Regions from separate parts of the Homo sapiens genome. Here all the other regions are linked to region 5. Evidence: chromatin loops called from intact Hi-C (ENCODE). Cell type or tissue: ascending aorta. All regions are shown on one strand. Region 1 holds the start of RNF111 (ring finger protein 111). Region 2 overlaps MYO1E (myosin IE). Region 3 overlaps MYO1E (myosin IE). Region 4 overlaps MYO1E (myosin IE). Region 5 holds the start of MIR2116 (microRNA 2116).

Evidence for each region. A loop is a pair of places that touch in the nucleus more often than their neighbours do. Peaks named below come from ENCODE experiments on the same cell type or tissue, not always from the same donor. Only the 100,000 strongest peaks of a DNase experiment are listed, where the experiment ranks them.
Region 1: it touches region 5 in a loop (3-fold over the local background); 8 of 110 quality-filtered maps call a loop at or near these places.
Region 2: it touches region 5 in a loop (2.0-fold over the local background); 13 of 110 quality-filtered maps call a loop at or near these places.
Region 3: it touches region 5 in a loop (3-fold over the local background); 8 of 110 quality-filtered maps call a loop at or near these places.
Region 4: it touches region 5 in a loop (2.5-fold over the local background); 8 of 110 quality-filtered maps call a loop at or near these places.

Annotation. Positions count from the first base shown.
Region 1 is chr15:58,985,404-58,990,403 of GRCh38, reverse strand. RNF111 (ring finger protein 111) reads right to left here and starts at 2,741. Exons shown (of 14, transcript NM_017610.8): 1 at 2,336-2,741. RefSeq lists a silencer at 1,858-2,022. In ascending aorta, no CTCF peak of the experiment used is centred here; DNase peaks (open chromatin) are centred at 1,974, 2,283, 2,773 and 4,793; H3K4me3 peaks cover 2,729 bases; H3K27ac peaks cover 1,836 bases.
Region 2 is chr15:59,230,486-59,235,485 of GRCh38, reverse strand. MYO1E (myosin IE) reads left to right here. Exons shown (of 28, transcript NM_004998.4): 6 at 3,695-3,784. Among named protein-coding and RNA genes, the nearest start is that of LDHAL6B, 26 kb to the right of the region's middle. In ascending aorta, no CTCF peak of the experiment used is centred here; no DNase peak of the experiment used is centred here; H3K27ac peaks cover 2,409 bases.
Region 3 is chr15:59,303,817-59,308,816 of GRCh38, reverse strand. The region is part of intron 1 of MYO1E (myosin IE); the gene reads left to right. Among named protein-coding and RNA genes, the nearest start is that of MYO1E, 67 kb to the left of the region's middle. RefSeq lists a silencer at 4,424-4,600. In ascending aorta, no CTCF peak of the experiment used is centred here; DNase peaks (open chromatin) are centred at 2,006, 3,326 and 4,526; H3K27ac peaks cover 3,545 bases.
Region 4 is chr15:59,292,732-59,297,731 of GRCh38, reverse strand. All of the region lies in intron 1 of MYO1E (myosin IE), which reads left to right. Among named protein-coding and RNA genes, the nearest start is that of MYO1E, 78 kb to the left of the region's middle. In ascending aorta, no CTCF peak of the experiment used is centred here; DNase peaks (open chromatin) are centred at 1,291 and 2,211; H3K4me3 peaks cover 1,519 bases; H3K27ac peaks cover 4,390 bases.
Region 5 is chr15:59,168,147-59,173,146 of GRCh38, reverse strand. MYO1E (myosin IE) reads left to right here. Exons shown (of 28, transcript NM_004998.4): 22 at 1,105-1,250. MIR2116 (microRNA 2116) reads left to right here and starts at 1,885; the gene lies at 1,885-1,964. In ascending aorta, no CTCF peak of the experiment used is centred here; DNase peaks (open chromatin) are centred at 2,756, 3,143 and 3,706; H3K4me3 peaks cover 222 bases; H3K27ac peaks cover 3,982 bases.

The DNA of each region.
Region 1 (5,000 bases), 180 kb after region 5:
ACAGGGGTGAGCCACCACGCCTGGCCCACAGCTTCATGACAGGTTTTACACATACACATTTCATGAGGGAATTGATGCTTTTTGTACAGCATTTCTTTCTGGGGATTCAATTACGACAAACACAACAATGAATACCAAAAACCTAACTAGATATACAAACCATTAAATTTGGGACCTAAAGAAAACGAAAGTTATCTATTCTACAATTCTCATTTAAACAGAGAGACCTGAAGCCCAAGGAGGGTTAACAATAAACTCGGAGATCTAATGTATAGCAAGCAAAGATAGATCTAAAATCTAGATCTCCTGTCCTTAGCCCTATATTATTTCATAAGATAACGTTACCCATAGAACGGTAATGTCAAGTTATAACATATTTTAACTGCTATCATTTTTCAGATGGTCTCTTTTATTTCCTACTGAAGTCTTGGCCCAAAAGGGGAGAAAAAGTCAAAAGAAGGGCACATAAGTATGCCTCAAGTAAAGCATGATACAGAAACCTCTCTTTAAACTATAACAAAAAAAAAAAGAAGGAAACATCTAAAAATCTAAATGGTTTGATTCAATTAGTTTCCTTTATATTTTTTATTTTAAAGTAAAATAACTAGGAGTATCTGCTAAATGACTGCACCTTAGCTTTATACAAGCAAGGTGCTTTTCTCTTAAACATCACAACAGCTCTCTCTCAATAATCTGTAGAAATGGAGTACCAAAGTGAAATTCGTTAAGATGTAACCTCTGCTGTAATGCATTTTTCACCAAAATGAAGTCACTTTGTTTATACCTTTCTTTAAAAACCAGTTCTATGTCTGGTGAAATAACTAGCAAACAAGTGGCCAACAGACACCAAACAAAAGTTAAGAAGTGACAGAAGGATCTGCACATGATATAGCACCCGTGATAAACAAGGAGACTCATTCTTCCTACTTTTTCCTAAAATATTATTTAGATTTATAAACACCCTCACCAATTCTTAGAATACTGTTGTGAATCTTTGGTCACAAACAAATGAGCAGGAGAGAGATGATAAAGTCATTTGTCCAAGGTTAAATGGCAAGAAAGTGTCCAAAATAAGATAAATCAAGGCTTTAGAAACAATCAATTTAAAATGATTGTAAAAGTAAAAGGGCTTCCTTCTTATCCATCTGTTTCACCTCACAAATATAACCAGACTAGGGTGAAACAATGTGGCTTATACTGACATGAAGATTTTTACAAAAATACATATAGTAATAAACTATCAAAAGATGTATCTTTACTGTAATAAAGCTAAGTCCAGCGTTACAGAAGTTGTGTATGGTAATCTCAAAATCACATTCAAGCATTTACAACCATCACACACACACACAACAAAAATGGGAAAGGAAATGGAACCTTAGCTTATGTTTTTCCCAGTTTGTTCTTTTTAGTTCAAGAGGCCCCTAAAACAAGAAAATTATAGATAAAATACCAAATGAAATAAAGTTTAGATTAAGTCACATTCAAAAGCTACAGGAAATCCTACAAAACGTAGTCTATGTCAGCTGGCATCTTACCATTCAAGAGAATTCTAAATTAATGCCGCACATAAATCAAGAAACAGGAAAGCTTACAACAACACAATGGAGTCACCCCACAACACACACACGAACAAATTAAATGAATACCTCATACTTTCTGGTATTTTTTGAATAATCAAAACTTAGGTTGAGAAATACCCATCTGTAAAGATCTATCTACTATAACCTATTTAAGAACTGTTGTAACAAATCTATTTCTGCTGCACTGAACAGATATTCCCACTATAGCACTGACACTGACTCTGATAAATTATCGAAGGACAATAGTAAAAACATCAGTTTCTTTTTAAATGACCAACAAGCCAACTCCATACAAAATCTGACGCGTCTGTATTTCAGCTGTTCCGCGGACTACGTTTCCTTGATCACAGCAGCAGCAGGCGACTCCCTAGCCGTCAGGGCTGACTTAGCGCCCTCCAACTCCCCGGGTCCGGGTTACCTTCATCACTCCATTGTCAAATCGCACTCCCACGCCTCGGTCCTCAGCCCCCATCCTGAGACTCTAGGGAGAGTCGGAAGTGGGAGAGAAATCCCCTCACCCACACTCCCTCACTGTAGGCTGTGGGTGTGTCGGTAGACGAATGCCTTGCCCAAACACAAATCGTCTGCGGAGACCCAGACCCTAAGTCACCACCGAGCCAGAGATAACCGGCCGGTCACCGACCCCAGCCTTCCGCGGCCGCAGCCCTTCCTCTTTCTCCCCTCCAGGCCGGCCCCTCCCCCGTTGCGCGCACGCGCGGCCTCCAATGGATCCCCTCCCCCCCCGTTCCCCTCACCTTAATCATTAGCCACCCTCTTCTCTTCCAGGGTCCGGGAATCACTGACCCAGGAAGGAAGACAGAAATGTAAGGCGTAAAGAGTAATGCGTCGAGAGCCAGCGATCTGCGCCTCAGACGTCGGCCTAATAGGCCCCTAGAGTCAAGAACAGTGTCTGTCACCGCCACCAAAACTGTACGTGCGGCAGCGCCTGGACTCGGCCCAGCTAAGCCGGCGTGGGTTCAGAATGCCTAATTTGGTCCCACAAGAACTCCTTCTCTGAAGCTGCGGGCGTTTCTACGCTGCGCAAACCGAACACCTCCTCGCCGTCGCCGCCACTGCCGCTGCTCCCCTACAGCCGCCGCCGCCGCTTCGCCGCCGCCGCCGCCTAACCAATTCCTCCCCTACCGAGGAGAGCACGACACTAGGGCTCTTTACGACAGTTCGGAAAGTGAGAGCGCAGTAGCCTTCACGCCTCCATTAACATCTGTTTGTTTCTGCGCTTGCTCGATTCCCGTTTCTCACCGTCCCGCCCCCTCGGTCCCGGCCCTCCCCCTTTGTACTGGTTTTATCAGTCTGTTGGCGAACTGAAAGGTGTCACAAAGCTCATTATTTAATTTTCTTTGGTGATTATGCGTTCAACATTTAAGCCAAATCTTGACTACATCTTGGTTCATTTTTTCGTAACTAAAAATTAACCAACTACAGAATTGATACATTTACAGATATACGTAAACAAAAACATCATGGGTTAGTGTCTTTCACAACAAATGATACCCATATCATATGCGCTAATGACATAAAGATCACGGCACCTCACTGTTAAAGTGAATTTGCTTCCGGAATCAGATCAAAAGTGGTCACATATCTCCTGCGAACTCGGGCTGTACAATCGCATAAGCCTCCTTGTTTATTTTATAAAAGTCAGTAGATAACAAATGCGTCATTATATGCATTAGGAGGATAGAGAGAGGATGAGCTTCAGAGTCCATCAGGCAGACTTCCTTTCAAAGTCCAGTGGTGCCACTTAAGAGTTCTCTGATTGATGAGATCCTTATAAATCTTAGTTTCCTCCTCTATAAATTGGGATAACGTATTTACCTCAAAAGGTTCTTGTTAGATTAAATGAGACAATTTATATAATGCTCTGAACATTACTTGCCAATTAAGTGTTCACTAAACATTAATTCCCTCCCTTTGCCATCAACTCATCTTTTTCAATACTTTTTTTGTTCACTCATATTTTCCGTATCATTCAGTAAGCAAATGATTTTGGCCGGGCACGGTGGCTCACGCCTGTAATCCCAGCACTTTGGGAGGCCTAGGCGGGTGGACTACCTGAGATCAGGAGTTCAAGACCAGCCTGGCCAACATGGTGAAACTCCTTCTCCACTAAAAATACAAAAACTAGCTGGGCGTGGTGGCGGACGCCTGTAATCCCAGCTACTCGGCAGGCTGAGGCAGGAGAATCGCTTGAGCCAGGGTGGCCGAGGTTGCAGTGAGCCATGATCAAGCCATTGCACCCCAGCCCGGGTGACAGGGAGACTCCGTCTCCAAGAAAAAAAAAAAAAAGGCTGGGCGCGGTGGCTCACGCCTGTAATCCCAGCACTTTTGGAGGCCAAGGCGGGCGGATCATGAGGTCAGGAGATGGAGACCATCCTGGCTAACACGGTGAAACGCTGTCTCTACTAAAAATACAAAAAATTAGCCGGGCGTAGTGGCGGGCGCCTGTAACCCCAGCTACTCGGGAGGCTGACACAGGAGAATTGCTAGGACCCGGGAGGCAGAGGTTGTAGTGAGTGCGAGATTGTGCCACTGCACTCCAGCCTGGGCGACAGAGTGAGATTCCGTCTCAAAACAAACAAACAAACAAACAAACAAAACACACACACACACACACACACAAATGATTTTAAAATTACAATAATGATCAAGGATAGCAGATTGTGTGGGAAAACTAAAAGAGCATTCGACTAGGATTTTCCTCAATCCTCCTATTTTCTCACTCTTAAACATAGAATTTTGCCCGGACTATCTTATCTTCTCCCTTGATTTTAACTGTTACTATCTCATGACTTCTCAAACCTGTATTTCCAGCTCTAACCTTTTTTCTGAAGCTTTTGACCTGTGTTCTTCAATTAGGTAGACACCAGCCATATGTGGCTGCTGAGCACTTAAAATGTGGCTAGACTCCCTCCTCTTCTCCCTCTCCCCTCCCCTTTTCCTTTTCCGTCTCCCTAAAAAAATAAATAAATAAAAATAATTGAGAAGTGCTTTAAGTGAAAAATACACATCGAATTTCAAAGGTACAATACAAAAAAAGACTGAAAAATCTCAGTACTTTTTAATATTTATTATATGTTGAAATAATATTTTGGATATATTGGGTTAAATCAGTGGTTCTGAAGCTGGGATGATTTAGCAACATCCGGAGACATTGCTGTTTGTTACAACTCAGGGAGGAGGGGCGTGGCTACTGGCATCTATCCACTAGGATAGAGGCTAGGGATGCTGGCCTCTCCACAACAAAGAATTCTTTGGCCGAAAATGTTAATAATGCAGTTGAGAAACCCCAGATGAAATAAAAGGGTGAGGGCTTCAACCCTGTTGGGATGCTGAAGGAAAAGAGTCAGTAGAAAAAAGGAGTGGAAAGATAAAGAAAATAAAGGGATGCGCAATGGAGAA
Region 2 (5,000 bases), 62 kb before region 5:
GAATGGTCTCCAAGATGTATCATTAATTACAAAAGACAAGGTTCAGAACATTGTTTGTAATATATGCTGCCATTTGAGGGATCAAAAGAGAGTGCACATTTGTATTTGTTTGGGTATGTTATCACATATCCCTCGAAGTATACACAAGAAACTGTCAACAATGGTTGTCTTGAGGGAGGGGAGCTGGGAGGTTGGGAGAAGGGCCTACCCTTCCTGTATACCCTTTAGAAACTTGCATGGTTTGAGCTATGTGAACCACTTGCCAATTCAAGAAACTTATAAAAATTTTAAAGGACGTAGACAGAGAAAGGATTTAAGAGAAGGAAAAAAGAGAGATTAAAGAGTGTAAAGGAGTGTTGGGAAAGAGAAAAGATCCAGAGAATGAGGATACTCAAGAGGTGAAAATTAAAATCAGCATTGGCAGGAATGAGTAAAGCCTGCTCCCCAGAGCCATGGATGAGGGTGATGGCGAGCTAAGGTCCATAAGGGGCAGCCCAAGCTTGGCGCTCATCACCAGTATGCACCGCTGGTGACAGAATTCCTTCCAAAGATTAGTTTTTTAAATCAGAATTATGTAATGTTATTGCCATGGTCAGCTGTAGACTTTCAAAAGACACATAAAATTCTCTTTATTGTGGTTCCCTTTTTTTTTTTTTTTTTTTTGAGATGGGGTCTCACTCTGTCACCCAGGCTGAAGTGCAGTGGCATGATCTCAGCTCACTGTAGCCTCCTGCTCCTGGGCTTATGCATTCCCTTCCACCTCAACCTCCCAAGTAGCTGGGACCACAGGTGTGTGCCACCATGCCTGGCTAATTTTTGTTTGTTTTTGGTAGGGACAGGGTTTCACCACATTGCCCAGGCTGGTCTCAAACTCCTGAGCTGAAGCGATCCACCCACCTGGGCCTCCCAAAGAGCTGGGATTACAGGCATGAGCCACCATGTCTGGCCCCTTTCTATTAATTAAATAGTGTTCTATCATGTACTGGTAGATCAGAAAGCTTAAGGTAGAGCCAAACATTCCTCCTTTGAGTTTGTGGATCAACTCTTTCTATCTTTTGTTTGCGGGCCAGACGTGCCTATACCATTTAACGACAGCTTCTGTCAGGGAGAGAACAAAGGACAGAATCTTCTCTATCTCTTCCCTTCTTTAATTACAGACTTTAAAACTGAGAATATTTATGGATCCATCCATCCATCCATCCGTGCATCCATCCATCCATGCACCCATCCATCCATGCACCCATCCATCCATCCATCCATCCATCCATCCATCAGTGATCAGTGATGTCCAACAGAATTTTGTGGCATGTGGTGAGCATATCAGGGAAAAGAGAAAGAGCAAACTAAGGTTGCAGAGTGAAGGGTCCTTAAAGTGGCCTCTTTCTCTGAATGAAAGGAAGATGGAGAGCAGCTCTGTGCAGTAGAAAGATGAAGCAAGCCATATGTGTAATTCTAAATTTTCTAGTAGCCATGTTAAAAGAAGTAAAAAGAGAAAAAGGAAATTACTTTTTAAAACAGTATTATTTAACCCAATATGTAAAAAAAGATTTTATTATATAATTAATATAACAAAATTAATGAGATTTTTTTTTTTTGGTACTAAGTCTTTGAAATACAGTGTGTATTCTACAGTTACACCTCAGTTGGGGTAGCTTATGGCTTCCCTATTGGACAGTAAGGGCAGCTATAGAACCTAGGTTCATGTGGTTCAGTCCACTTGCTTTTCTCTATTCCTGTGATTGTACTGGATCCTGAGAGGGTTGACATGGAGACAAGAATCCAGGATGCTGTTTTGCTGCCTTTTTTTTTTTTTTTTTTTTTTTTAGACGGAGTCTCGCTCTGTCGCCAGGCTGGAGTGCAGTGGTGCGATCTCAGCTCACTGCAACCTCTGTCTTCTGGGTTCAAGCGATTCTCCTGCCTCAGCCTCCCGAGTAGCTGGGACTACAGGCGTGCACCACTATGCCCAGCTAATTTTTGTATTTTTAGTAGAGATGGGGTTTCACCATGCTGGCCAGGATGGTCTTGATCTGTTGACCTCATGATCCGCCCGCCTTGGCTTCCCAAAGTGCTGGGATTACAGGCGTGAGCCACCGCGCCCGGCCGATGGGCTACTCTTTTACCTCAGTTTGCTCTTTCTCTTTTCCCTAATATGCCCGCCACATGCCACAAAATTCTGTTGAACATCACCGATTGTTGATGAATACATATGGACGGACGGATGGATGGATGAATGGATACATAAAGATTCTCATTTTAAACACTGTAATTTAAAAAGGGAAAAGATAGAAGAAGATTCTGGCTTTTGTTCTCTTCCTGAGAGAAGCTGAGTTTTGTTAAGTGGTATGGGCATGTCTGGCCAGCAAAAAAAAAGATAGAAAGAGTTAATGAAGATCCACAAACTCAAAATAGATTTTACAAAGAAAAGCAGAGTTTATATAAATCCATGAGTTTTTAAAAGAGAGTAGGCAGGTTGGGAGTATGTTTCTAAGCTTTGAAACTGACCCATGAAAGGACCACCCAGAATTGCCCTTGGTGCCATGGCTAAGGATGATTCCCTCGTCACAATGAAAGCCCAGTTCTCATTTCTCATGGCAGTTTCTCTTCTGAATGTTCAGGAGGGTGCCTGTTACACCCTTTGTAACACTTTGGCTGTTACATAGTCAGTTAGTAGTTCATTAATTTACTCCTCTTTGCTACACCCCTACGACCTAGTAGCCAGACTGCAGACAGTTAATGTTGATTTTTCTCTTCCTGTTTTCCTATGAGGACAATGATACAGAGCCCTTGGCTTGGAATTAGTCAGTAGCTAAAGAGCACAAGCCAGAAGACTTGTTATTTCTGGAACATGTTTAACCATAGCATGTGAATAATTAGAAGTACAAGGAATGACTCACTTGTTGAAAGACTTCTCCAACATCAAATTCTATCTATTGAGCTGTCTCATGTCTATGGTGTGTTTTGCACACTTCTGCATAGAACTGGGATGTTTGAAAAACAAATCCTTCCCCCCAGGCCAGGACTCGTTCCACACGATCCACTGTTGACCCTTGCTGCTTAAAGTGTGTATCAGTGCTGGCAAAACCAGCAACACCAGGGAGCTGGCTACAAATGCAGATTCTTGGGCCTACCCCAACCTACTAAGTCCACATCTGCATTTTGACAAGATCCCCAGGTGATTCATGAATATTAAAGTTTGAGAAACACCAGGCTATATTTCCATAACCTTGTTTGGGGAGGAGAAGTGGATTAATTTTCCTTAAGGTAACTTGCAGTGAAGCAGGTGGAGATGGGATGAGATGGGTTGGTAGAGTAGTTGGGAAGGGGTAGTGAGAAGAAAGACCCTGGCCAGAACAGCAAGGACACGCCCCTTCAGGTACCACTTCACTTTTGGTGAAGTTGCAGCAATCAATTTGGACACTGAGAACGTTTGTATGAATAGTTCCTGATTGACAGTGGGGCCCTGGCTCCTGGGGACTCTGCATCAAGCCATGGGAATTGGAAGACCCAAATACACAAACAGGTTGAGGTCTGTCATGGTGAAAGAATAAATCCTCCAGAAACCCCACCAGTGACACACGGGTGTGGGGCCCCTCACCTTAATGCATTCAGAAACCAGGTCCTTAGAGAAAGTTTGGCGTACACTGTGTGGTAGGTGTTCACACCTTCCTAACCTCCGGTCTATTTGCTGGGACAGCACGTGAAGGACATTATCCTGCAGTCCAACCCGCTGCTGGAGGCCTTCGGGAACGCCAAGACCGTCCGGAACAACAACTCCAGCCGATTTGTAAGTCCCTTCCCTGTTTCAGAGAGTGTCGCTTGATTGATGATGTTGATGCTTCTGACTGAAGTCTAGTATCCCACAGGAAATGGGAGCCTTTCACATATCATCAGGAGGCCACCTCTTCGATCTTTCCTTCATTTTCTATAGCAGCATGCCGCCAAGCTGCAGTTTGCCTTTTTTTGCGCCCCGGGGATACAAACAAGATAATTTTGAAAATCATTTTCCACATCAGTTGCCTTACTAAGGAAAATAAATGATGAAAGTGGCAGCTTTGGCCTTGGAGGAGTTGTCTTTATGCCCTAGAGAAAAGACCTTCTTTCCCAGACCAAGAAATAACTAGAGTAGAGGGGTATCCCAGGTATCATTTCCCACTGGCAGTGGTTTTGCTTCTTAGAACTTGGTCCATAGACTCTGAAGGGTGCACAGAGTTAGACTGATCTGGCACCTTGGAGAGAAACTTCCTCCTCTCCATCCCTCAGAGCGAGCTGCCTGCCCACCGCAGCCCTCTGGCTTTGTGCATCTGTCTTATGCCCTACTCATGTAACCTAACGACATCCCAAAGTGACTGGACCTGGCCTCACAGGTTGCCTCTTAACTGGCTTACCTAACTGGTAATGAAAATGTCAACCAAGTGCATTGTTATGAATGCTCATTTAGTCATGTTTCTGTCTGGGTGTCTCCAGAGGGGGTAAATAGGAAAGCTGGCAAGGCTGAATATGAATATGTTCCCCTTGACAAAAGCCACATTTACAAAGAAACAAATGTTTATCCAGTAACCTTGATTTATATAGATTTTGCATCTTATTTCAACCATAGATCATGTCTGGCACTAAAGCATTCACGGAGCCATCTGTGAGGCTGATTCTGGAACGTTTTAAAATAAATAAGTGGGAATTTTGGAGAAAAACAATTTTCTTTTCCACTGTCTATTTTGGAAAGAAGCTTCTATTTCCAAGAGAATTTTTACTATGTGCTCATATAATAACTGTCAAGTTCCCTGGTGGGTTCTATCTGTTAGACTTGCCCTTACTTTCTTTGCTTTCCAATATTATTCAAACTACTCATTTGTTTGTCTCTCATATTTGGGCCCAATGCCTGAGTTGTGTTATCCTGAAGAAGTTTTCCAGATAATAAAATAGGAAAGAAGAATTAAACAAATTTTCCACTTGAATTAATTTTCAATCTAAATCTTATAAAAATGGACTTGACCAAATTTAAC
Region 3 (5,000 bases), 140 kb before region 5:
ACCAGGTTGAAGTGCAATGGCACAATTACCGCTCACTGTGACCTCCGTCTCCTGGGTTCAAGCAATTCTTCTGCCTCAGCCTCCCGAGTAGCTGGGATTAGGGGCACCTGCCACCATGCCCAGCTAATTTTTTTTTTTTTTTTTTGAGATGGTGTCTTGCTCTGTCACCCAGGCTGGAGAGCAGTGGTGCAATGTCGGCTCACTGCAACCTCCACCTCCCGGGTTCAAGTGATTCTCCTGCCTCAGCCTCCCATGTAGCTGGGATTACAGGTGTGGGCCCCCACACCTGGCTAATTTTTGTATTTTTAGTAGAGACGGGGTTTTGCTATGTTGGCCAGGCTGGTTTCGAACTGCTGACCTCAGGTGATCCACCCGCCTTGGCCTCCCAAAGTGCTGGGATTACAGGCGTGAGCCATTGTGCCCAGCCTAATGTTTGTATTTTTAGTAGAGATGAGGTTTCACCATGTTGGCCATGCTGGTCTCGAACTCCTGACCTCAGGCGATCTGCCCCCCTCAGCCTCCCAAAGTGCTGGGATTACAGGTGTGAGCCACCATGCCCAGCCTATTTTTTTTTTTTTTTTTTTTTTTTTTTTTGAGACAGAGTCTCACTCTGTCACCCAAGCTGGAGTGCAGTGGCATGATCTTGGCTTACTGCAACCTCTGCCTCCTGGGTTCAGGTGATTCTCATGCCTCAGCCTCCCGAGTAGCTGGGACTACAGATGCATGCCACCACATCCGGCTAATTTTTGTTTTTTGTTTTTTAATAGAGACAGGGTTTCACCATGTTGGCCAGGATGGCCTTGAACTCCTGACCTCAAGTGATCCGCTCACCTTGGCCTCCCCAAGTGCTGGGATTACAGGCGTGAGCCACCGCGCCAGCCCCAAGGATTTGTTTTAAACTCACTGGAGCCAGGCGTGGTGGCTCACGCCTGTAATCCCAGCACTTTGGGAGGCTGAGGCGGGTGGATCGCCTGAGGTCAGGAGTTCAAGACCAGCCTGACCAACATGGAGAAACCCCACCTCTACTAAAGATAGAAAGTTAGCCGGCCATAGTGGTGCATGCCTATAATCCCAGCTACTCGGGAGGCTGAGACAGGAGAATGGCTTGAACCCTGGAGGCAGAGGTTGCCGTGAGCCAAGATCGCGCCGTTGCACTCCAGCCTGGGCAACAAGAGCGAAACTCCGTCTTAAAAAAACCAAAACCAAAAACAAAAACTAAACTCATTGGAATCATTTACAAATAATATACTCACCCAAATAGCTAGATTAGGGGTCTTAGAGTCTATGAAGCAAACCCTGAGAGTGAAGGTGGGAAGGAAATGTCAGAATTATAAGCAGGATTAACGTAGATTAAAGTTGACAGAATCTGGTTCTTGCTCTGTCCCTTTCCCATGGTGGCCAGCCCCAGCTGCCCAGCTGCTGTTGTCTGTAAGCCAAAGCTCCTGCGTGTTCTCCTTCCAATAGAAAACGACTGTGCGGAACCTCATCCTCCCCGGGCCCAGGGTGTTGGTGCAGCTGCTGAGGGATCTGGTGAGGTAGCCTATGCTCATGTGCCACTGGAGATGCCCGGAGAGTTCCAATGCCCAGGCCATACCAGCAGCTCCCTGGGTGATGTCCCCTTGGACTTAGTTTCACTCTGAAGCTGGGAAGCAATAGCCTACATTTTCAGTTAAATAAAAGCTGGAAATGATGATCTCGTTAGGCCTGCCTCCTGTACTTCATGCTTTGGTGCTCTCCTTCATTTTCCTGCCAGGAAGACTTTCCCAGTGCCTCTTTCTATATGCTTGCATCCCGTTCTCAAGTCTCTGACCAGCGGTTCCACTTTGAAGTCCATCCCACAGAAGTATTAGCTCAAGGCTGCAAAGATACAGGAATGAGAACGCTTGCTGCAACGCTGCTCATAACAGGGAGACCAGGAAAATAACCCAAAGGGCCATTCACACACCAGGTTTTTGAGATGAATGACATCATGAGCAACTCATGAGCATGAGCACCAGGCGTGCCTCACCATCTTGGCTCCTTGTTGATAACGTGTCAGTCCCTAATATCCAGCCTGACTCCAAGGACTGAGATGATGAGTGTGAAAGTACTTTGTAAATTGCAAATGGTTTTGCAAACCTAAGGGATATGATGAATCAACAATGAGCAAAGTCCTTTGAGACCTTTCACAAATAAAGGCATTTTATATATTTAAATCCTTGGCACTCACAAATTTAGCATTTGAGGTTTTGCCAACCTGTGGAGCAACCCCATGGCAATTTGCCATTTAGCTGAGGCATATATTTTCCTCCATCCACAACCTGAGTATCTCAGACGAGGATGAGGAGTGAGTGAATGAAGGAGAAATGTTAAAATATGATTACATTATAGAGTCTTTAAATGCTCATTAAAACATATATTCGTTCAGTATCTTTTATGCTTTCATTAATGTGCCCTAGGCTATTGAGAAAGAAAGAGTAAGACAAAAAGGTGAAAACTAGAAATATTCTATGTAATGGAAAAGACCATAAATATACTCATAAAACAATTAGTGAGCACAGAAATATACAATCAGGTAATCTATAATAATGTACATGTAATAATCTACAACAGATTTTTTCCCTTATTTTGGATTCTGAGAAGTGAGCACTAACATATTGCAAAGGGATTTAATTGCAAATGATTTGTGTAAACCTGGTGCCATAGAAAAACTTCTGGGGTTGAATTTAATTTTATCGCATTTAAATAGAAAAATGCCCACCTGAGAATATGCAGCTGTAATTACGAGGGAGTTTTATTGGTTGTTACTGTGGCATGTGTTTATTTCTCTCCCACTTAACATTCTGGATGGAGGGAGTTCAAGGCTGCTGTGTAGCTCTGCAGTTGTCTGGTTTTCCTGCTCTGCCATCCTTAGGGTATGGCCTTGGTCTGTCCTCATCCTTATGGGCCCCCAGTGAAGCTCTGATCAAGACCTCCTAATTTTGAATGTCCTAGAACTTGAATACACCCCTTCCACTTATGTCACACGGCCACATCTAAACTACATGGTAGGCTGGGAATGAATTTTTTATTCTGGGTAACTGTGTGTCCAATAAAAAGCCCGAGATTTTATAACTCAAGGAAAGGAAGCACAGCTCACAATTGCTGCCACAGGTCAGCCTCTGTCTGTCCATGAGCCAGTTGTTCAGATGGGAGGAAATCTGAATAGAGGAAGAGACAAGTCAGGCAAGAAAGTTGTGACTCAGGGTTTATCTCATCTGCTGGGGAGTTCAAGGGGCAGTTTAATACTGGCTGTATTTTTCGTTTCTCTAAGTAGAAGTTTCATTTAAGTTACTGTGGAATAGGCTGGGCGTGGTGGCTCATGGCTGTAATCCTAGCACTTTGGGAGGCTGAGGTGGGCGGATCACTTGAGCTCAGGAGTTCGAGACCAGCCTGGGCAACATGGCAAAACTCCATCTCTACTAAAAATACAAAAAATTAGCCGGGCATGGTGGTGTGTGCTTGTAGTCCCAACTACTCAGAAGGCCGAGGTGGGAGGATTGCTTGATCCCGGGAGGCAGAGGTTGCAGTGAGCTGAGATCATGCCACTGCCCTCCAACCTGGGCGACAGAGTGAAACCCCATCTCGATAGATAAATAAATAATAAATAAATTGTGGAATGATCTTCTTTGACATTCTGCTAGATATGAAGGCTGCTTAGAGGCAGTTGTTTGAGAAAGAAAAAAGCAAGCCCTGACCTCCAGGAACTGGTGACAGTGGACGCTATACACCACTCGTTCACAGTGTTGCTCGACGCTGGTCAGGTGCTCACAGCTCGGCCATGTTGTCTTCCTGTTGGCCATAAGCCGACTCACAGAGCACTGACCTTGGACAAGGTCATGGTGAAACCATGGTAAATAGAGACAAAGCAAAGCCACTTCATATTTTTTTCTGAGCACAGACACAAAAAAGTTTCCTGTAGGACCCATAATTTTGATTATGACAGGGTAAAGACAAGTTCCATTTTCTAGGATTTGATTTGAGCCAAGGTCAATGAATAGCTTATTTTGTAGCTTAATTGACAACAGTAAATACTTTTGCAGTCTTAGGTCCCGCTTGATCTGTACTAGGGAGGGTAATTTGAACCAAGAGCCTGATTCCCGGGCATTTCTGCCCTAACCAGATCACGGGCTAAGGATGCAACAGAGCATAGTTTCAGCAGAGCCCCCTTGAAAAAAAAGTTATGCTGAATCCATGATGCAACATCCATTTGAAATGAGGAAAAAGAAGGCAAAGATGACATGATTTATTTTGTGTCATACCTAAATAATTAGAAGAAAGCCCCTTTTTCTAGTAGCACCTATAAAAATTTCACTGGGCTTTGGAGGTCTAAAGGGAAATTCTAGCACATATTTCAGCTCCAGTTAATCCAAGGTTACCATCATCTCAGTTTTGTGAAGAGATGGAAAGAAGCCAACTGAAACAGTAGCGTAGGAACCCAGCCCTGCCTTTTGCTTTATATGTGACCTTGGCCACGTACCTGACCTTCACCTTTCTCATATAGAAAAAGAAAATAGGCGGGCCGCAGTGGCTCACGCCTGTAATCGCAGCACTGTGGGAGGCCAAGGCAGATGACTCACCTGAGGTCAGGAGTTTGAGACCAGCTTGACCAACATGGTGAAACCTCATCTCTACTAAAAATACAAAAATTAGCTAGGCGTGGCGGTGTGTGCCTGTAATCCCAGCTACTAGAGAGACTAACGCAGGAGAATCGCTTGAACCCAGGAGGCAGAGGTTGCAGTGAGCCAAGATTGCGCCGTTGCACTCCAGCCTGGGTGACAAGAGCGAAACTCCCTCTAAAAAAAAAAAAAAAAAAGAAAGAAAAGAAAATGAAAATAGAGACGCCTGCCTGATACTCCTCCAGGCATCACTTTAATGTGTATGGAAACTCTTAACTGTGAAAGGCCATATATCCAGGAAACGGGCCATTATATTCCTGCTGTTGTTGTTAATTTTATCAGAAGAGAGTCCTACACTGCCGA
Region 4 (5,000 bases), 120 kb before region 5:
GTGCACACCTGTAGTCCCAGCTACTCCAGGGCTGAGGTGGGAGGATCACTTGAGCCCAGGAGGTCGAGGTGGCAGTGAGCCCTCATCGCACCACTGTACTCCAGCCCAGGCCACAAGAGCACGACCCTGTCTCAAAAAATTATAAAAATTTTAAAAGCCAGACATGGTGGCTTTTTATCCCAGCACTTTGGGAGGCTGAGGCAGGCAGATCACCTGAGGTCAGGAGTTTGAGACTGGCCTGGCCAACATGGCAAAAACCCCATCCCTACTAAAAAAAAAAAAAAAAAAAAAAAATTAGCTGGGTGTGGTGGTGCGTACCTGAAATCCCAGCTACTCAGGAGGCTGAGGCAGGAGAATCATTTGAACCAGGAGGCGGAGGTTGCAGTGAGCTGAAATCGTGCCACTGCATTCCAGCCTGGGTGACAGAGTAAGACCCTGTCTCTAAAAAAAAAAAAATTCTGACAAATGTGGTACATGATCCTGCACCAGGGGAAAAAATAAGTAATAAAGGACATGATTGGGATAATAAAATTAGAATATTGACTTGTATAAAAAGTATTCTATCGATGTTAAATTTCCTGGCCGGGTGCGGTGGCTCGCGCCCGTAATCCCAACACTTTGGGAGGCCGAGGCGAGTGGATCATGAGGTCAGGAGATCGAGACCATCCTGGCTAACACAGTGAAACTCTGTCTCTACAAAAAAACACAAAAAATTAGCCGGGCGATTAGCCGGGCGTGGTAGCGGGCGCCTGTAGTCCCACCTACTCGGGAGGCTGAGGCAGAAGAATGGCGTGAACCCGGGAGGCGGAGCTTGCAGTGAGCCGACATCATGCCACTGCACTTCAGCCTGGGCGACAGAGCGAGATTCCATCTCAAAAAAAAAAAAAAAAAAGAAAAAAGTATGTGAATTCTTTGTATATTTGTGTAACTGTTGTATTGAATTTAAAAATAGATGGTTTAAACAGCCCTACCTTCATTGTCCTGCACTCAAACACAAAACAAACAGAAAACCCAGTTGTCTGCTTTACTCTGGGATGGATCAGCAATCACTAAAAGGACTGGAAGAGGTCTCCATCCCCTCTGCCCCTCACCCTTCCTCCAAAATCAAGTCACTCCAGTTGATGTGGACAGTGCCTGCAGAGAGACACCTACCAGCACGTCCCGACTGTGTTTCAAGGGCAATTAAGCCCAGGGAACTGCTGGGCAAATGAGCTGTTCTCCCTAGGCCTTCATGCTGGCCTGTGTTGGTAGGAGCCCCCGCTCTGCCATGCAGAGCCAAGAATTTTCTCAGCAACAGTAATGGTGGCCGCAAATTGAGGTCAGTAGGAAAACAGATCTGTTTTGGTTTGTAATGTTGCACACAATTTGGTGAGTGAACAGAAAAGAATGTACCCCAGTGAAGGGACAGCCTGTGAACGCTGTGTTTGGTTCTGAATATCCTTATGATGCCCAGCATAGAAAACAGGAAGCATCAGTTAAAATGGGAAATTGCTGTGGGCTGGATTACTGTAATTCCTCGTCTTACTTAGAAGTTGGCATAGAGCAGGGTCCTTTATCCACAGCGTGATGTCTCTTGCTTTTCTATGCCTTGATAATTTTGCCCTTTCTTTAGGGTGGTGCATTGCTAAGCTGACAGGCTTTTAGGCTGGAATTGCTACCTTTTAGTATGCTTAGAAATTGTGTTTTTAAAGAGCTGTTTGTTTTTTCTCTGTCTCTGGGTTAAAAGCAGTCTAGCTCCACTGCTGGTTCTGGTTCCCTCCTCCTGCCCCCTCTTTAGGTCTAAGTAGGCGAGATTGAGCACACAGAGGGACTCACAGCTCAGCTTAATAATAACCCCGCAGTAAGTGACATAGCCATTGTTACACTAGACAGATACACAGAGGTAAGTTCTCCAAAGCAGATGAGCTGGACCGGAAATTTGCACATCAGTCCTTCCCCGTCTCTTCCACTCCTTTGGGGTCCTCCAAAGCAGGAGGGGAATTTTGCCAGCCTTTCCACGCTGTAACACCGAGATAATTATACCTGCTCTCCGCCCTCCTGGCAGAGTTGTTTTAGGACTCTCCTGGGATGATTAACGGCTAAGTTGTGAAACACTGGGAGCAAATGCGAGGTGGCATTATTTTCTCTCGCTGGATGGGGATCTGACTACAGTAGTTGGTCCCTTTCCCTCTGGAAAGAAGACAGTTTTTCTGCATGACCTGGGCTGCACCCTCTGATGGAGATTCCATCTTGGCTGCCTGTTTCCTGTCTGTAGTGCCAAGTACTCAGCCTTGCCTTCCTGGCCCTCCTTCGGTCAGCTCTATTTTCCTACTTAACCGAGGCTACCGTTTCCTCAACACAAATCCGCCTTTCTAGTCCAGTTGGTCTTTTTAGGGGGTTTTCACGTGGTGAAAAGCTCAGTGCAAACACAAGCGATGTTGTTACCCTCGTCCATGCCTTTACTCTCCTTGTTTCCCTCTCAGGAATGCCTTTTTTTTCCTCCTCTCTCCCAATTCAGTGCTTAAGCTTTTTTCAGTCCTAACTCAAATCTGATCTCCCTGAAGCCTCCTAGGATGACTCAACTTTTAGTGATTTTGTCTCATTCATTACTTCATTGAACAGGCATTTATAAAGCCACTTATGTGCATGGCTCTTTATTAGGACAAGGAGAGTTCAGAGATGAGGCATGCCCCATCCTCAGGTCACTTACAGTTGAGAAAGGGAGGGAGAGGAGATATAAATAAGCCAACAGTGGGGGTCAGAGGACAGACAAGATTACCGATAATCTGGGAACTTGCAGGCTTTAAAGAGGTAGCATTTGCATGGGGTCTTCAAGGATGGACTAGATTGAACATGCAGGATATTTGGTCCAGGTGGTGAGAACATCATGGACTAAGATGCAGAGGTCAGATGTTCCATGCAAAGAGCCCCAGGCAGACTGGTGGCAGGAGCATGAGGCATTGTGGGAAATAGCACTGGCAAGGAGAGTGGGCTATGAGCTAGGCTAAGGAATTTGAACCTCACTGACTGGTAGGGAGGAGCTCCCCTGAGGGCAAGAGAAACCCTGGCTGTTAGGAAGAGTCAAACCCCCGTCCTGTGGGGGCTGAAACGACAGGGGCAAGGGAGCCAAGAAGGCCTGTGTTCTCCCTTGAGTTCCTGTGGCTGCCATTGACAATTGAAAGCGGGAGGGCAAAGATACTGGCATTTCCAGGACATTTTGTGGTATATGGCATGACGTGACCAAGCACAGCTATCTCTCACTATCCAAAGCTGTTTATTTCCAAGTTCAATGGGGTTTGGGTAGGACATTTGGGAATAAGGAATGCTCCTTTGTCCAAATCTATTTGGAATAGGAAGTAGTGAGATTCCAGATAAGAGGTGATTTATCAAAAATTTTATACAGATCTATTTAGTTCCTGATTTTGGACCTCAGAGAATGAGGGATATCTGCCTTTGAAGCAGCTGGCCCAGGAAAATCCGAGAGACCTCTAAGGGGCACGATCATGAGATAGAACTCACACCAAACCATCTCAGACTGTTACAGTTTGTCTAGTTGGTTAACATAAGCAGGGGTGATATAAAATGTTTAAATAGTTAGCAACATGAATACCGAACAATCAGGGTGGAAGCCAGCCAGACGCTCTTTCCAGTGGGAACTGAGTATCAGTTCTGTATATATGTCAGGGTTTCTGTTGTTATTTTGTTTTGTTTGAGACAGGGTCTTGCTCTGTTGCCCAGGCTGGAATGCAGTGGTACAATCATGGCTCACTGCAGCTTTGACTTCTCAGGCTCAAGCATTTCTCCACCTCAGCTTCCCAAGTAGCAGGGACCACAGGCATGCGCCACCATGCCTGGCTAACTTTTGCATTTTTAGTAGAGACAGGGTTTCACCATGTTTCCCAGGCTAGTCTCAAACTCCTAGGCTCAAGTGATCCACCCACTTCAACCTCTCAAAGTGCTGGGATTACAGGCGTGAGCCACCACAGCTGGCCCATATATCAGGGTTTTTTGTTTTGTTTTGTTTTTGCTACATCAGATGAAAAAACTTTTGAGGGCTTCATTTACCTTTTCTGAATTCACTGTGATGCCTAAAACAACACTGTACATATGTTAGGGGCTTAATATTTTAGATTCAGCTGAATTTCATTAGCTTTATACATATTTTTTAATTTCACAAAAATTATTTATTTTATTTTGTTTTTTTTTTTAGAGGGAGTCTCACTCTGTCACCCAGGCTGGAGTGCAGTGGTGTGATCTTGGCTCACTGCAACCTCCACCTCCCAGGTTCAAGCGATTCTCCTGCCTTGGTCTCCCAAGTAGCTGGGATTACAGGTGCCTGCCACCACGCCTGGCTAATTTTTGTATTTTTAGTAGAGATGGGGTTTCACCATGTTGGCCAGGCTGGTCTCAAACTCCTGACCTCAAGTTAATAATCATGCCAGCATTATGGACTGTTGGGACAATTGAATGAGTTAGTATAAGTAAAGTGCTTAGAATGTTGCTTGGCAGATAGGGAACCCTCAATAAACTTAACTGGGAGGGGGTTTCATTCTAAGCCAGTGTGCCTTCCATCTGGTAGATGGGGGTGATTGTCCGTTGCCCTTCTTTTCCTAGCAGAATAAAAAGGGTGCCTTGCTGAATTCTAAACTGTTTTCTCCCACTCAGTGCAGACTTATTCCTTACCTGTGGTGTTTGGACCAATGGTACCCCCATGCCTCCCTGTGCAACTCCAGAAAAGTGGCTTCCCCAGCCCAGCACACAGGACAGCTTAAACAGTTTATGAGCCGAGGCCTCCCCTTTGTCTACAAACTCCCATTTGCCTGCCACCTCAAATCCTATGGGATAGATCCCCCTGAGACTTTATACAACAAGGTCACCTCTCAAGCTCTGGCTTGTAGAAATTTAGTCCCTTCTTTGGCAATGTGGATGCCTGAAGTAGTAGATAGTGGGCTATGTTCAGATAAGAAAGACCCCCTAAATGGGTAGACCCACGCTCATTTCGCGGTCTTGTTTGTAGCTGT
Region 5 (5,000 bases):
CAGAGTGGCTGATAAGTAAGGCTTTTCCAGCCACAGGAGGAACAGTTGATTTTTCACCTCCTCCTTTAGATACCTTTTGATAAAGTCTTGGTCCTAATAGAAAAATCTGAAGCTTCAGAAGCTCATGGACCCGTTAAGAGCTTTTGGCTTTTTGCCAGGGGCGGGGAGGTCAAGAAAAAAATTTAACGAAATAAACAACGGAAGCATGTTTTGCTAAAACCAAACCATTCCTTGCAACCTGTGCATGGCACCAGCTGCTGTGACGGCAGCCCTGGATGCACACAGGGGTGCTTAGCTCTCGCAGCGGTACTCATTATAAAGTGGTTACCCACAAATTCCCAAGTAGATTTCTATTAGATTATTGAGAATTATCATTCAAATGACAATATATCAGTATTTTAGAATGAAAATTTTATGAACTCCCAAGAAAATATATGCAGACACTGCCCCCTGTTTAGAAACATGCTGTAGTGCATCCTTGCTAAGTTCACCACAGGTGTTGGTGACTTTCCCTTTACACCTGCTGTCCTGATATGTGAAGTGACTCCATATGAGTTTGCCAGTTTTTAAGTCAAAAAGAGTCAAATGTCATCATTTTTTACATGTCATCCTAATAATCATGAACAATGCCCTCTTTCACTGTCATGGGGCCCGGTCATGTGATGAATGGAATGGCCTCTCAACAGTAGTGAAGATTGACTGTCCAAGGCAGCTTCCCCCTGTCCTGGTAACAGCAGTCCACTGTGTGAATTGTTGTCATCACATTGACCATGTCTGTCCACCTTTTTTTGAGACGGAGTCTTGCTCTGTCACCCAGGCTGGAGTGCAATGGCGCAATCTCGGCTCACTGCAACCTCCACCTCCCAGGTTAAAGCGATTCTCCTGCCTCAGCCTCCCAAGTAGCTGGGATTGCAGGCGCCCACCACCACACCCAGCTAATTTTTGTATTTTCAGTAGAGACGGGGTTTCACCATGTTGGTCAGGCTGGTCTCGAACTCCTGACCTCAGGTGATTCACCCGCCTCGGCCTCCGAAAGTACTGGGATTACAGGTGTGAGCCACCATGCCTGGCCTGTCCAGCTTCTTAAAGCTCCTCTCCTTACAGGGTGTAAAGCGAGACCTGCTCCTTACCCCAAAGTGCTTGTACTTAATCGGACGAGAAAAAGTCAAACAGGGCCCAGACAAGGGCCTGGTGAAAGAAGTCCTGAAGCGGAAAATCGAGATAGAACGGATCTTGTCTGTGTCCCTCAGGTGAGTAGTGGAGGTGCAGAGGCAGGACTGCCCCTTCTCGCCTCAGCATCACGGTCCGCTGTTCCAAACAGCCAGGAGGAAGGCCGGGCTGGGCTTCCCAGCTGTCAAAATCATGATCAAGAGAATGGAATTTCCCTTTGTCCCAAAGGGAAGACTCCCTAGTCTCAGCAAGTCTTGATATGTCAGGAAGAAGGTACCAAGAAAAGGTTGCCTCCGGACAGCTCCTCTAATCAAGGGGGACCCAGATCTCTTGTAACCGAAACGTGTTAGAAATGAACCCGGTATATGGAACACCTCAGAGAATAATTTCTCTTGTTGCAGTAGAGCCAAGGATTCAGAGCCCTGTCCCCCAGTCCACCTCACCCAGGTTGGAGGCCTCACCCATTTCCCTGAGCAGAGGGTCCTGAAAGGGAAGTTTCTTTGGGACTTCCTTAGGGAGTGCAAGTTGGTCTCCATTCTCTGTAGCCCTGGAGTCATCGTGAGATGCTCTCTTCGCTCCAATTCTCAGGCAGTGGGGAGTGGTGTTTGCTTCCACAAGGCCTCAGGAAGGGCCCTTGCTCCTCCCGGCAGCACCTTGGCTTCCTCTCGGCAGAAGGGCTCCTCTGCCGGCCGTCAGCATCTCCTCCGTCAGTGGGACCTAGGCTAGGGGTTCTTAGCATAGGAGGTCTTCCCATGCTAAGAAGTCCTCCCATGCCAAGAACTCCCAGACTAGGAGTCCTCCCATGCTAAGTCCTCCCGAAGTCCTCCCATGGTAAGAACTCCTAGACTAAGTTCCGCTGACACAGGAAATCCTCGCAATCCATGAAGACTAAGAATGGAAGAAAGGCCTCCTTGAGCCCCATAGCTTCCTCCAAGAATCGTGTCCCTGGGCCTCTGAGGCTAACACTACTTTAATCAGGAAAAGCTTTGGGCCTTTGCATTAAAGATGTTCTGCTCTCACATGAACATGGAATTGGGACGCCTGTCAAACTCTTACTCCACACAGAAGGCAAAACTGGTGCGCTCAGGAAAAAGCAGGGGTTTTATGTGCTCAGGCGTCTGATGTACCAAGCTGGAAATCCTAGTTCCAGTCTGATAATCCAAAACAGATTTCTAGTTGCATCCATTCTTGCCTGTGTCTCTGTGGTTTCTGATTCTATCTGTTCCTAATTTCCCTGGATAAAGGACCAGGCAGTGCAGTGCAGTGAAGTATTTAAAACGTGCCAACTCAGGATGTGGTAAAGTTGCTAAGCAGATGAGTCCGCAGTGTCCATTTTGCAGCCCCACCTCAGGTAGGTTTCAAGGCTATTGTTTTTTTTGTTTTTTTTTTAAAGCTCTAGGCGCTGACTGATTTTCTGAAGGCCTTCCTAAACATTCAGCTCACTGGCTGGGTCCCAACCTGAGCGGGGCAGTGCCTGCTGGCCACACTCTTCCTGGCTAGCTGGGCCCTGAGGCTGCCGTGGAAACCCAACAGGAAGCTCCTGCTTTGTTTGTCATTGCATGGGGCCCTGCCATGCCTGGACTAAGCCAGGTTGGCCACAGCGTGCTTGGCAGGCACAGCAGGTGAAAGTCAGGGAACCACAGCTCTAGGGTGTGTGTAGTCGCTGTGCCGAGAGTGACTTGTTCTTTCTGTTATTGCCCAGGTATGTCTTCAGTCCCTCAGACCCCTGGTGGAGTGCTCATGACTGGGACCATAAATTATCCTAATTGAGCTACATTTGTGTGGTTGTTTTGTTTTGTTTTGTTTTGTTTTGTTTTAGACAGAGTCTCGCTCTGTCACCCAGGCTGGAGTGCAGTGGCGTGATCTCAGCTCACTGCAACTTCTGCCTCCCTGGTCCAAGTGGTTCTCCTGCCTCAGGCTCCCGAGTAGCTGGGATTACAGGCCTGAGCCACCACCCCTGGCTAATGTTTGTATTTTTAGTGAGAGACAAGGTTTCACCACGTTGGCCAGGCTCGTCTTGAACTCCCGACTTCAAGTGATCCACTCATCTCAGCCTCCCAAAGTGCTGGGATTAGAGGCGTGAGCCACCGTGCCTGGCCTTGAGCTACACTTGTATCAAGCACTTTGACACTTACTATCTTATTGATAAGTCCTTGAGGGGGTTGTCAAGCAGGGACTGTAGGGACTGTTCACACTCAAATTTCTTCCTTTTATTGTTTTTTGTTTGTTTATTGTCTTCTTTTACAGCCTCTGGGGATATAATCTGTCATGGGAGCACCAGCTTCTTTTTCTTCTTCCTGTTCAGTATTCATTATCTGGAAGGTTCCTTTCTTGCGGTCTTTCCTTTTTAAAGGCTGTAGTAAAATGAGGTACTTAGCCTAAAAGTTTTTCTGACTCTAAGGAAAAAAAAAGAAAGTGTGAGTCATTTGAACTTGTGATGTCTGTGTATTGCAGTCACTGAACCTCACACTTGCCAAGATGAATAATAGTGTCCCCTCATTTCTTTATACTTGAGTTAGGCCAGTAATCAGAACCAAGTTAGGAAAGCAACCAGAGGGTGATGTGTGTGCAGAATCGAACCCAGAGTGGAAATTAATTCTGGTACCAGACTACTGAACATGCGTGTGTGTTCTCAAAATACTTCAGTACTGGCATAGAGAAAGATTTTAACAGTTGGCTTGTACTTCAGGAAAAAAGCTGCAACATCTGTATGTGTTTTTAAGAATTTCTGAGATTGACCAGTTGACTATTGGCTGGAATGATATCAACATATGGCCTCCTAGTTACGATTTATCAAAGTATCCCATAAGCTTGATCTTAGCCCATCTCTAGCTCTTACAATTAATGTCAGTGCACAGTGGGCCTACAGCTCCCTATTCAAACCAACCAACCATTCAGTAACAGTTACAAGACAACATGTGAGCATGACTAAATATTTGGTATGAAGAATTTATTGTTTATTTCTGTAGGTATGATAATGTTTTGTGGTTAATTTTAATATAAAGAGACTTTATCTTTTAATAATATGTACTGAAACATTTGAGCATGAAATAAAGGCTGAGCGCAGTGACCCACGCCTGTAATCCCAGCACTTTGGGAGACCAAGGCAGGAGGCTCGCTTGACCCCAGGAGGTTTGGGACCCACCTGGGCAACATAGTAAGAACCCATCTCTACAAAAAATGTGAAAATTAGCCAGGAGTGGTGGTACGTGCCCGTGGTCCCAGCTACTCAGGAAGCTGAGGTGGGAGGATTGCTTGAGCCCAATAGGTCAAGGCTGCAATGAGTCATGATCATACCACTGCACTCCAGCCTGGTAGTTATTTTAAAGTGGAAGCAGGGAGAGTGAGGTTGTAGATAATTGTGATTATCCGTGAATTGGTGCTTGAAATCTGACATGTGGTGGTTCATTCTATACTACTTTTTATTTTTTTGAGACGGGGTCTCACTTTGCCACCCAGGCTGGAGTGCAGTGGCGCAATCTCGGCTCACTGCAGCCTCGCCCTCCAGGTTCAAGCAATCCTCCCACCTCAGCCCCCTAAGTATCTGAGACTACAGGCATGTACCCCCACTTCTGGCTAATTTTTGTATTTTTTGTAGAGACACGGTTTCCCCATGTTACCCAGGCTGGTCTCCAATTCCTGGGCTCATGGGATCTACCCACCTCGCCTCCCAAAGTGCTAGGATTACAGGCATGAGCCACTGCACCTGGCCCTACTATCCTACTTGTTTACAATTTAGAATTTTCCATAATAAAATGTTTTTCTAATCCTCCAGTAGATGTTAAATTTTTAGAAGTCTTTATCTTTTCTAAACATACAGATATATGTCT